4 separate regions of the Homo sapiens genome follow, and regions 1, 2 and 4 are each linked to region 3. Evidence: chromatin contacts called from ENCODE Hi-C or POLR2A ChIA-PET data. All regions are on one chromosome and are shown on one strand. Each heading gives the region's core, a stretch centred on a gene start or an enhancer-like site at or near the end of the contact. The rest is flanking DNA. Distances are from core to core; before and after follow the strand shown.

The links. Hi-C counts contacts between places; a loop is a spot of excess contacts on that map. ChIA-PET counts read pairs that join two places held with the same protein, here RNA polymerase II (POLR2A). Pooled maps may share reads with other maps.
Region 1: a loop to region 3 is called in a map with no recorded cell type, with 8 times the contacts of the local background. The contact joins two enhancer-like sites. A Hi-C loop is called at or near these places in 7 of 37 single-sample maps with no recorded cell type and 6 of 50 pooled maps. POLR2A ChIA-PET finds 5 or more read pairs at or near these places in 1 of 52 experiments (T-cell).
Region 2: a loop to region 3 is called in a map with no recorded cell type, with 7 times the contacts of the local background. The contact joins two enhancer-like sites. A Hi-C loop is called at or near these places in 2 of 168 maps with a recorded cell type or tissue (Calu3 and IMR-90), 21 of 37 single-sample maps with no recorded cell type and 10 of 50 pooled maps. POLR2A ChIA-PET finds 5 or more read pairs at or near these places in 1 of 52 experiments (HEK293T).
Region 4: a pooled map shows a loop between it and region 3 (4-fold over the local background). The contact joins two enhancer-like sites. A Hi-C loop is called at or near these places in 5 of 50 pooled maps. POLR2A ChIA-PET finds 5 or more read pairs at or near these places in 3 of 52 experiments (AG04450, activated CD8-positive, alpha-beta memory T cell and activated T-cell).

Annotation. Positions count from the first base shown.
Region 1 is chr1:192,515,509-192,518,208 of GRCh38, forward strand. LOC105371664 (a long non-coding RNA gene) reads right to left here. Exons shown (of 5, transcript XR_002958418.2): 5 at 1-2,455. Among named protein-coding and RNA genes, the nearest start is that of RGS1, 59 kb to the right of the region's middle. RefSeq lists enhancers at 1,130-1,249, 1,310-1,429. Within about 2 kb of position 1,428, at least 7 of the 41 ENCODE cell types and tissues checked have a DNase peak (open chromatin) inside an H3K27ac peak, as active enhancers do.
Region 2 is chr1:192,475,639-192,478,557 of GRCh38, forward strand. No RefSeq gene overlaps it. Among named protein-coding and RNA genes, the nearest start is that of RGS1, 99 kb to the right of the region's middle. Within about 2 kb of position 1,358, at least 3 of the 41 ENCODE cell types and tissues checked have a DNase peak (open chromatin) inside an H3K27ac peak, as active enhancers do.
Region 3 is chr1:192,701,050-192,703,749 of GRCh38, forward strand. No RefSeq gene overlaps it. Among named protein-coding and RNA genes, the nearest start is that of MIR4426, 14 kb to the right of the region's middle. RefSeq lists an enhancer at 42-186 and a cis regulatory region at 108-121. Within about 2 kb of position 1,387, at least 4 of the 41 ENCODE cell types and tissues checked have a DNase peak (open chromatin) inside an H3K27ac peak, as active enhancers do.
Region 4 is chr1:192,538,582-192,541,382 of GRCh38, forward strand. The region is part of intron 4 of LOC105371664 (a long non-coding RNA gene); the gene reads right to left. Among named protein-coding and RNA genes, the nearest start is that of RGS1, 36 kb to the right of the region's middle. Within about 2 kb of position 1,255, at least 12 of the 41 ENCODE cell types and tissues checked have a DNase peak (open chromatin) inside an H3K27ac peak, as active enhancers do.

The sequences.
Region 1 (2,700 bases), core at 178-2,677, 190 kb before region 3:
GAAAGTATCCGCTGTTTAGGGCCAAAGAAGCCAGGACACACATTCTGCCTCTACAGTGTGTTCTGAAACTCCAAATCCTTGTTTTTCATTTATAAACCAGGGATAATAACTATCTCATGATGGGTTGGTGATGGTTACAAGAGACAATGTAAAAGAGTAGCTATGAAGTAGGGACTAAATTAACATCAGTTTACTTCTTCTACGTGCTCCTTCTTCTTCTCCTTCCTTTTTCCCTATAGGTTTCTCTCCTGTCTTATAATCCACTTATGTTGGATAGGTAACTAAAAAATAAAATCGAAAATGGTAAAGCTGAAAGCGGCTGTAGTGGCCTTTTTTAAAAAATGAAGAGAATAAGGTCCAAGTGTTTAAAGATATAAACACAGCTAAGCAGTGGCAAATATACTAAAAAATGATCCCAAGTTCAATGTATTTTTCACTCTATCTAGATAATGTGTATAGCTAAATTAAGTTAGTTCATGTTTCACCCACCCTCCAGAATCCCTTCCATTCTAAACTCAATCAAGAATTTTTCAGCACCCAGGTTTTTACTACAGATAGCGCTTGTAAAGTTCCATGTGCCTCAAAAATGGACACAATGGCAACCTGGAGATACTACCCATGTACCCTGTTTAAAGGTTGCAGCCACTGTTTAGTTTCAAAAAATTATTGCTATGCAGAAATTTTGACCTACGGTTGCTAGATATTTTTCAAGAACAGAGTATCAGTGTAAATCTGAGTATCAGTGTAAAATTTTCTATTTTTTTTAACATTAAGAAGGCAAAATAAACCACCAGTTCGTGCCTTTCATGATAATGTCTAGAATGGAGGAAACAAGCTTTGGATAATCCAAGAACATCCATGCAAGTTCTCCTCTCAATAAAGGAATTAGGGGAGAATAGAGGAGAACTCTTTTTCCTCCCAGTTTCTGTTTTCACTTGCCTGCATTTTAAATTGAGTAAAAAGTGATCCTGAATGAGTCTGTTCTATCATATTTCCCTTCACTCTCTTTGAAGTTCAGGGCTCAAAAGTAGGAGATTAGTAAACATTTATCAATTAATTCATTGGTTGTGGGACTACTATTAATTTCTCCACCTCTCAGATTTCTTTATTTCTCCATCTCTTGATTTATTTTTTCTGCAAACACTCATTCAATAAACAGTCACTAAGCACCTGTCAGGCCCTGTGCTGGAGATGATGAAGAAATAAATAACAAATAGTCCCTGCCTTCGAAGAACTCCTAGTGTAGAGCAAGAGCTGAATATGTAAGCAAATAACTCTTTATGATGGTATGTAAAAGTTATACCGAGCATGATTAGCTTTAAAGTGGCATTTGCTTTACTTACAACCCGCCACATTGCCACAAAAGAGCTCAGAAGCTTAAAAAAAAAAAAGTGCAGCTGTCAGTAGTGATTAACACAACGGCTAGACACTGTGTATGAGAACGGATATAGGTGGTTTTATAAGGATCATGTGGTTAAGTGGGACACGCATGTTGAACAGAGTCTGCAGACATTTTGCCCAAAACTTCCTTTTGCAGTGTGCACATGTAAATGAGCCTTGCGTGGAAGTTTTTGCTTCCGGAATAAGATTGACTAGCCAGTGAAGCTCCTTATTACTCATTTCAGCAATCATTTGCTTTTCTTGATGCAATATATAAAACGTGTACAAAATACAGCAAAGGAACTTAGGTCACCCACGTTAACTTAGGACGTTTCTGTTGACTAACTTTGGGCGTTCTATTTATTAAAATTTGAAAGTCATAAATGCTGGGCTTAAAAGAAAAGAATCTCTCAGAACCTGAAATGAAAATTTAGCATTATATGACAGTTTTGAGAAAAATGATTCAGAGTTCTTTAAAAATTAAACTTCCCAAATGATTCTAGATTGAATTATATTCTGAATACCTAATATCTGCAGATTACTGTTTTAGATGCTATAGAGACAAAAAGTAGGTATATTAGCCTTCTAATCCTTAAAGAATCTGTAGTCCAATTGGGGAAGTAAGCACAAGGCAGGTGAAAAAGAGAAATAATAAAACAAAGCAGCATACAATAAATTTCCAAATGACTAATGCCAATAATCAGAGATATGTGTGCAATTAGATAACAATAACTGAGTTAGAGCCATCTAGAAAGAAATCGTACTTGATGTGAGTCTTGCAGAAGGGAATAATTTGGATAAAACAGGAGAATAATTGGTGTATAAAGGAGAAAGAAGAGTGGAGCAAAAACATAGGTGTAGATAAGCTTCAGAGAAATTTAGGAAGCAGGGATCAGACTCCCCCGGCTGTAGCAGAGGAACCCTGGGAGGACAACGAGGACTTGGAGGGAATGAAGGTTGAAGTGAGACAAACAAGAACATGAATGCAAAGCCATGGAGTTCAGACCTCCTCCCACAGGTAACGATGAGCCACTGGATATTTTCTCTTAGCTGAGTCATGTGATGAACCTGGAGGCTGCATGAAGGAAAAAGGCAAGGAGTCATAGTTAGAACTAGGTATGTTGAGAGAGATGTAAGAACTTCATCAGGCTAACAACTTGACATTTCTTCAAATATATATATTCTTTAAATAGAATGTTCAATATTTCTTTAGAAGGATTAGAAGAAACTAGCTTTATTTTATTTTATTTTATTTTATTTTATTTTATTTTATTTTATTTTATTTTATTTTTGGAGACAGAGTGTCGCTCTGTCACCCAG
Region 2 (2,919 bases), core at 108-2,607, 230 kb before region 3:
ATCAAACCAATCTTTGGGCCCTACGTACATCAGACACCTCCTCCTCAAGCCTGCCTATAAATCCAGCAAACTGCCACGGTTTGGCCTTTTCCCCTCGGAAGCCCCTCTCTCTCTCACTAGAAAAAGAACTGTTCTTTCTTTCTTCCGTCTATTAAACCTTCGCTCCTAAAATCCTCATGTGTGTCTATGTCCCAAATTTTCTTGGTGTGAGACAATGAACTGCTGGTATTTACCCCAGATAACGAAGCTTCAGTTTCAAGATGGAAAATGTTGTGAACAATTGCATCTCAGAAAAGGCAAGAACCAGGGCACCTCTGGGAATCTCTGCAGGCATCGTGGCATTTCCTTAAAGCATATGACTGCCCCAAGGACTGCCATCTAAATTTTTCTATCTGACTACCTTCAGTTCTGAGGCTTCCTCTGTCAAGGTTCTCATTCCCAAGGTAAGAAGTCAGACGGCCTGATGAGGATCCGGTATCCTTCTGAAGTGGAAGGACAGTGTCTGGTGAGCAGGTGTCATGGAGGGCCAGTGGCATGTGCCTGTTGGGAGGGGTGCTATGTGAGTCAAGCTGCACAGACAAGAATAGCATCTACTGTTTTGGCATCTTTCCTTACCACTACATGATGTTTCTCTGCTCTGAGGAGATCACACACCTTGATTTCTCCAAGTATGCTGGCTACAGTCACATTCCAGTGCCAGCAATGCCATTAGCTCCCTTTTTCAGGCCAAATCACATGTATTAGAGAATATATTTATTATTCCCGCAAGAATATGAGATGCAGGAGGGCTGTACATTGATTCTGCATATTTTTATCCCAAGCCTAGGAGGACAGCTCACTCAGGAGACAACTGGAGAGCAGCACCTTCAATTCACTTTTCTTGGAATCTAGGTTGTATCCTGATAAGAAGCATGTGAAAAAAAAAAATGTGTGTGTGCGTGTTGGTTGGGGTTGAGGGAGAGATGTTCAACACTAACATAGAATTAATGAATTAATGATAACATAGTGTCATATTGAGATAGTGAGATGTGCTGCACTTTGGAATAAGAGAGACATAGGTTCCTATCCTGTTTATTTAGCAGATTATTTAACTTGCCGGTGCATCTATTTCTTCCTCTATGAAATGGAGAAACAATCCTATGAATCTCTATGAGGACTAAATTGGATAACGCGTTATGCTGGGTGTGGTTGACTGGCTCCCAGCAGCCAACCCCACCCGTTTCCATGTTCCTTTTTTGTACATAGGAGCTGAGGAGATAAACGCTACATTTAGCAGACTCCTTGGCAGCAAGGGCTCTGGGTGTGAATTGTGTCTGCCAACCAGAGGGAGAAGTTGGACGCGAACGCTTGGCTGTTCCTGCTGGCTAGCAACGTGGTAGGAACAGGTTTCTGTGCAACGGAGTTTGCATGCGTATTTCAGACTTTTCAGTGTTTTGAGATTTGTGACATCACTGCAGTAATGACCTCAGAGCGGGCACTCCTAATGAGTCAGTTGCACATTGTTTTGGCAGTCATCCCACAATATCCACTCAAAAACCGACTTCTCTGGCCCTCCCACTGATTGTCAGGATCTCACTTGCAGTATTAACCCACTTCTGTTTTCAGTCTCTAGAGTGGTTTGTTTCCTATTCTGAGCAATGACTAATATAGACATACAAAGTGCTTAACAGAGCACCTTTCTGTGGCACTAAAAAATGCTTGATAAATATAGCTATTAATATTATTATTATTATCTGGTATTTGACCTTAATCAAGTTGCTTAACCGCACTAAGCCTGAATTTTCTTATCTATAAAACAGGGACTTCTTAAGGAACTGCTGTACAGATAAAATAACATAATGTATGAAAAGAGCTTAGCACAGAGAGTAGGTGCCCAGTAAATTTTGTGTATAATTATATATTCCTTTTATTCATTTTCATTTTTTCAACATATAAATTATTTTATTAGTCGTTTAGCTTAATCCACACATAGTATAACACTATAACAGCATCAAACTGTTGTATGCCAATGTCTATGTTATTGACATGTAGTAGATTTCTAAATGATTTAGAAATGTGTTATACAAGAAGCCAGGTTAAACTTAAATAATGAGAGTTTCTGCAAAACTAATCGACTGACTCTTACCTCTGGTAATTTTTCCTTAGACTTTATTCTGCAATCACTAGAGGGCAGACAAATACAGTGAATAATCAGTACCAGCTAAAGCAGTAAATTCTTAATGAGCTTTCTGAATATGGGTAGAAACCGTTATTTTTCAAACATGAAAATAGAAGAACAAAGATACTTACTATGTAAGGACACAAATATCAGTTAAAAGTTTATAAGTTTATTTTAACTTCATTGTTATATAAAATTAGTAAGCACAATTTTCTACCTCATACTTATGTAAATTTTAAAGTAAAATCATTCAACAACACATACATTAATTTTTAAAATTAACAAGATAATTAAATGATATATATTCATTAGAACAGAGAGAGAAGGTAGCATAGTAAGAGGATCATGAATCTGGGAATACAAAGACCCAAACTCCAAATGGGTCATTTTACCTATTAGTTGTTGTAGGCACAGTGCTTTGGGCCGACAAACTTTCAAGATGCTAGAAAAATGTTTGAAACTTGTAAAATAATTGATTCCAGACTTTGAAATGAAGACTTTTTATTTACACACACACACATGCACATATATGGACACAACCTAACGAGCAATATTCCCAAAACAGTAAGAACATGTTGGAATCTTGATTGAATGGTAATAAATGATTTTCATAGAACTGCCCTCTTTACAATATTGGGTCTTACAACCTATGAATGTAGTACGTCCTTCTGTTTCTTTGTTTATTTGAGTCTTATTTTAATTCTTTTAAATGATATTTTACACTTTTCTATGCAGAGTTCTTGAACATATTTAGAGTTAGG
Region 3 (2,700 bases), core at 137-2,636:
TGGGTAAGGCAACTATTCTCTGTGCCACAAAAAAAGTGTTTTATTCAGTTTTTTCTGGAGGAAATAAGGCTAATGCTGTTTTCTATGGAGAAAAGCATAATTTCCAAATTAATGATTAACTTGAAAATGGATGATTCATTGGGCAAGCATTTCCTATACCACAGCATTACATGTTTTCCAATTATAGTGCTCAGGGGAGGTTCTTAGTTAATTCTTAGTTCTATCTAAATAGAAGTTATATTTTTATTAATTTATCAGTTTTATCAATGTATATATTTTATACAATTTATATATTTAATTAAGTACTACAACTTACATAGCTAACATCACCTTAAGAGCATAATATAAAATAATTTTAGCTGTATAAAATAAATTAACTGAGTTACATAGAACTTAATTTCACCTTAAGTCCAACTTGTCCTAAATTGAAGGATATTAAAGAGCCCTAAAAATGCTTTAAGTGGTGATTTGAACTTCTAATGGAAAATGTTATAATTTGCATACTGAAAAATATCTCATTGTACAAGGATAGTTTCTGTGACCTCTTTTCAATATGCTATATTGAGTTTCTCAAGAAAAAGGGGGAAGAAGGATTTTGCTAATCTGTCTCTATATCTCACCTGGTTCCTGCTGAAAGCAATGACAGGCACTTGTAAAAATATAATCCTAAAATATTATGAAGCTAGCTGGCCTACCTGAGCTCCAATTCACAAACTCAATTTTCTCAACACCTTCTAAAACCAACTATACTAGCTAATTTTCAAAGCAAGGAAAATTTAGTCTGACAGTCTATATGCCTAGAGGAATCATCATGCAATAATTATTGGGTTTGTAGTACAAATTTACCCAGTGGATATTGGGTCAATTTTTCTTTTCTAAATATTTATAAAGGAGTATGTTAGAAGTCACATATAAGGGATTTATCATAATACAACATTTAATAGACATGTGGGCATGCTTTAGCCAAAATGAACATACTTGGCTAGGGATGAATACATCTACTATTTACAGTTAAATATTTCCTCTACCTGGAGAGATTCCTGTGCTGGAAGGCATTTTAGAACATACAGTATTAATATTATTTCTAAAAATAGGGTGAGTAGAGTGACAATCTTCTAAAATCCCTGCCAGGAAGAAGAGAAATGCTAAATATAGATTGAGGAATCCCATCTTATTTGGGAGATTAAATCATATCTGTATAAATTATTGGAGGCCTAGCAACTTTCCAACACAAGCTAGTTAATTGTTACATTTTCAAATTCTATACTTCCTGTGTGTTACTTTGTAATGCACTTTTGTAATCACGGTATCTTTCACAACCTTTTCCAAGTTCCAAACCACTTCTATTTACATAACTTGATAAAGATCAGTAAAACTGACTCACTAGCTAAAAGAGATAATCATAGGGTAATAGGCAAAACAAGATAAAAAGCAGAAATTCAGTGTATTCTAATAAAAAAGAAAGAATGCTCGTCTTTGGTTTCAAAGCACTAAATTCAAGTGTCATATAGCATAAATTTAATACTTAATGTTCTCCTATAACTTTACATTGTCTTTCTCATGCATGAATATATGTCATCTTTATAGCCTTCCTTGAGGAGAGTATTATTGTTATATCTATTTTATAAAGGAGTAAACAATAATTAAAAGAATTGAAGTGGTTCAGGCATGGTAGTTTATTGCTGTAATTCGAGCACTTTGGGAGGCTGAGGCAGGCGGATCACTTGAGGTCAAGAGTTCAAGACCAGCCCAGCCAACATGGTCACTTGAGGTCAAGAGTTCAAGACAAGCCCAGCCAACATGGTGAAACCTAGTCTCTACTAAAAAATACAAAAATTAGCTGGGTAAGGTGGCAGGCACCTGTAATCCCAGCTATTTGGGAGGCTGAGGCAGGAGAATCGCTTGAACCCGGGTGGCAGAGGTTGCAGTGAGCCAAGATCATACCACCACACTCCAGCCTGGGCAACAGAGTGAGACCCTGTCTTAAAAAAAGAATTGAAGTGTTTCACAGGAATTAAACTCAGGTCCCAGACTAGATCCTTTGCACTTTCTAAGGCAAGCCCCATCAAAAAGCCCCATCAAAAAGGAGCATAAAGCATTGCTTAAGAATGGAGATAAATCAATAAAGACACAAATCAAATTGCACTTTAGGGAACACAGCTGTTGTATTTTATGATTATTTTGTGGTTCTATAAGACAAGATTATCCCCATATTTCTTCATATGCCAGTCTAATAGTAATAAGTTTTGCCTGTTTGATTATAATTAATTCTATTAAATAATAGATTTCATTCCACTCTTTATAGATTTCTGTCTCAATGATAAACATGTTACCCTCATATTTGAAAGTTTACAATTGCTGAGTAATACAGTAAGTGATACATTCCAAGACCCCCAGTAGATGTCTGAAAACATAGTACCAAATCCAATTGCTGTCAATCAATCAAAACACATTTCTGTTCATATTTTCTACCCACAAATTTACTGCCTGTTCCATCTTAACTAAGCACTTATCATGCACTATGGCTGCATGCACTGCAAACTTTTGTAGTTTTAGGTGCGATAGCACAACTAGCATGAATTTCTTTCACTTTCGTCACTATTTCGCAGATGGAAGATTTGTTCTTAGTAATCTTAGAAACCTCAGTATATTATTTTGTTTTCTTTGCTTATTGAGAACTTTTACCTTTTATCTTAAAGG
Region 4 (2,801 bases), core at 5-2,504, 160 kb before region 3:
GTCAGTAAACAACAGGTGCTGGAGAGGATGTGGAGAAATAGGGATGTTTTTCCACTGTTAGTGGGAGTTTATCCTTTTTTTCTACACAGGGATATTCAGGTGGTGGCATATCTAAAAAACCTTACATAAACAAAAATGTATTTTTAAAATATATTTTATGCTACTTAAATAAGAAACCAAAAAAGAAAAATGGGAAGGCGATTGTCCTCTCCTCCCAGGCAGGGTAGATAAGAAAATAGAGAGGCAACATGAAGTGGATACTTGCAACTCTTAATGAAACTGAACCAGATACTCAAGACAGATGGGCTCCCCTACATCTTGCAAAGCAAAACTTATTTGTTCCTTTTACATTTTCAATTGCTTAATTTGAATTTCTTGGTGCAGGCAAAAGGATTTGTGAGAAATGTTTTACCCTCTTTCATTAAAAAAAAAAAAAACTATTCAATAGCAACTGTCTGAAGAAGGGGAGAAAAAAGGAAAGAAAACAAGAAAAGCCACAAAGCCCAGCTGCACTTAGTTTCTGTTCACTTAGTGCAGCTTATGACGTAGGCTCGTTGTATTTTGAATTTGCACATTAAAAACATTCATTCAGAGAGGAAACTGCCTTTGGCATAACCTGCAGAAGCAAATAGCATTCACAGAACTGTTATTCAAAAAATTGTACCCAGAGAGCTATATTTCTTATTTAAATGAAACTTAAGTAGAACCAGGGAGGAGGGGGAGGTATGTTTTATGGTGGGTAACTTCTGACTTAAAATTTGAATCAGGTTTCATAAACAATTATTGGAATCTGAGAAAAAGTCAAGCATCAAACCCTGAGTAGCTGAGAGTTTGGGGGTCTCACAGCACAAAAAAAAGGGTGTTGAAAGAGGAAGCCCCGTTTTTGCTCTAAGTGACTTGCCTGATCCCGAAGTTATGTTAGCTTGTTTACCTCCAAGCACACCTTTGGAGTGAGATTTTTAAAGCAGTTCTCTTTGTAACATCAACATTACAATCTATATCCTGAAAACTACGAAGTTTTATATTCCTCCTTCCCCTCACTAGGCCTCCCCTGGCCTGCTTGTGTATTTGCTTCTTAGGGTCTACAGGCCTCTCTCTGAACTAAAGCTCTTTTGAAGTCCCAGACTTCCTATCTCCACCCAGGATCTAACTTAGTGTGATAAAGGATAATTTATTTATGAAAAACATTCATGCCATTCTTTTAAACTAGAAGCTTACATTTCAAGGGTATGGAAATGATTTCTAGCTGCCCTAATTTCATGGCATTGGGCTGTCGTATGTCATATACCACTGCACTGTTCATAATATTTAGACAGTTCCATAGCAACCTGTAAAATACAGCCTCCAGAGGTCTGCATTCCTCCAGCTATTCATGAAGGATTGGAGGAATTCCAGAGGAAAGAAACCACATTACAGAGCACTGGGTCTGAAATGCTCCCTTTATGGTAGCAATTGCAGGAAACCTGGAGCAAAAACATGTCTTAGGATTTGATGCAGACCTCACTACAGTTTCTAGAAGCATTCCCTTTTCACTTCTAGTTTTCTGACTTTACTTATAAGGTATCCAAAAATGGTTTGATAAAATTAGACTGCTTTATAGCTTATCTTTTTTTCCTTTCCAGGGTGGACAAATAAATTATCAGATTTTTATTACTTAAAATGTGTTATACAAAAATATTAGTGGGCAATACAGAAACGCAAATATATTCTAAGGCCTGGTTCTCTTTCCATTTGCTTCTTGAAATTTGCAAGTAAAATTTTCATTTTGGCCTACTTTTGAACCAGACCACAAAAACTTACTTTATTACACTATCCATTCACATTAAAATAGAATTTCTACAGTGACCAGCACAGAGATTTTAAATAAATGTGGTCGACACTCCTTAGTCACTGTTGCCATCTTCACTCTCTCCATCTCTCATTTTCATCAACCTGTAAGATAAGTCACTATCTATTTTCTATCTATATTTCATTCAAAATGTCTTATACGTTTGTAGCTCTCTATTCTCATAGGTACTACTTATCTCCAAATTATATCTCCTCGCATAAGATTACCATAATAGTCTACCACTTTATGTCTTTTAAAATATTTCCTGTAGCACCTTATAGAACACACAATATTTTATATATTCATCACATTTGATCCTCAACCTATGTTTTAAGCAAAGCAAACATCATCCCAGCTTCACAGATAAGAAAATGGTCTCAAGAAGACTAAATGACTTTCTTAATCAATGTCATGAAGGTAGCAAGAGACAGAAACAAAACTTGAACTCAAAACCCTTGAATCTAAATCCCAGTTCCCTAAACTTAATACTTCCTTCTTAAGGCCAAATAACAACAGCACAATAAAACCCGCTAAAAATTTCAACAGGTCCCTATTTATTAAACACATATGGCAACTTAGAAGTGGAGTGGCCTTACAGAGTATGAGGTTTAACAATCCTCATTTTATATATTATAGCTCCAGAAGCTTGAGGACTGGGTGATATTTCCAACATTACAGAACCAACGATAGACCCCACCAGTTCTTGAATCCACTGACTCCCAGCTACAGCATTTTCTGCTACACTTTTCTGTCTTACTGCCTTAAGTGACCCCCAGAATTTTTAGCTTTTGATAACATGTCCCAGTAACATGTCCAGCTTTAATTTTACCATCTCAAAAATGTGCCTCTGCTAAAAACAGGTTTATACATTTCACTTTCCAACAGGGGGACCACACTGATACAACCTCTGGACAGTGGTCCACATTGCTCACCAAACCTGGAGCAATGTTCCCTTCAGTCTTTCCAAGTACAA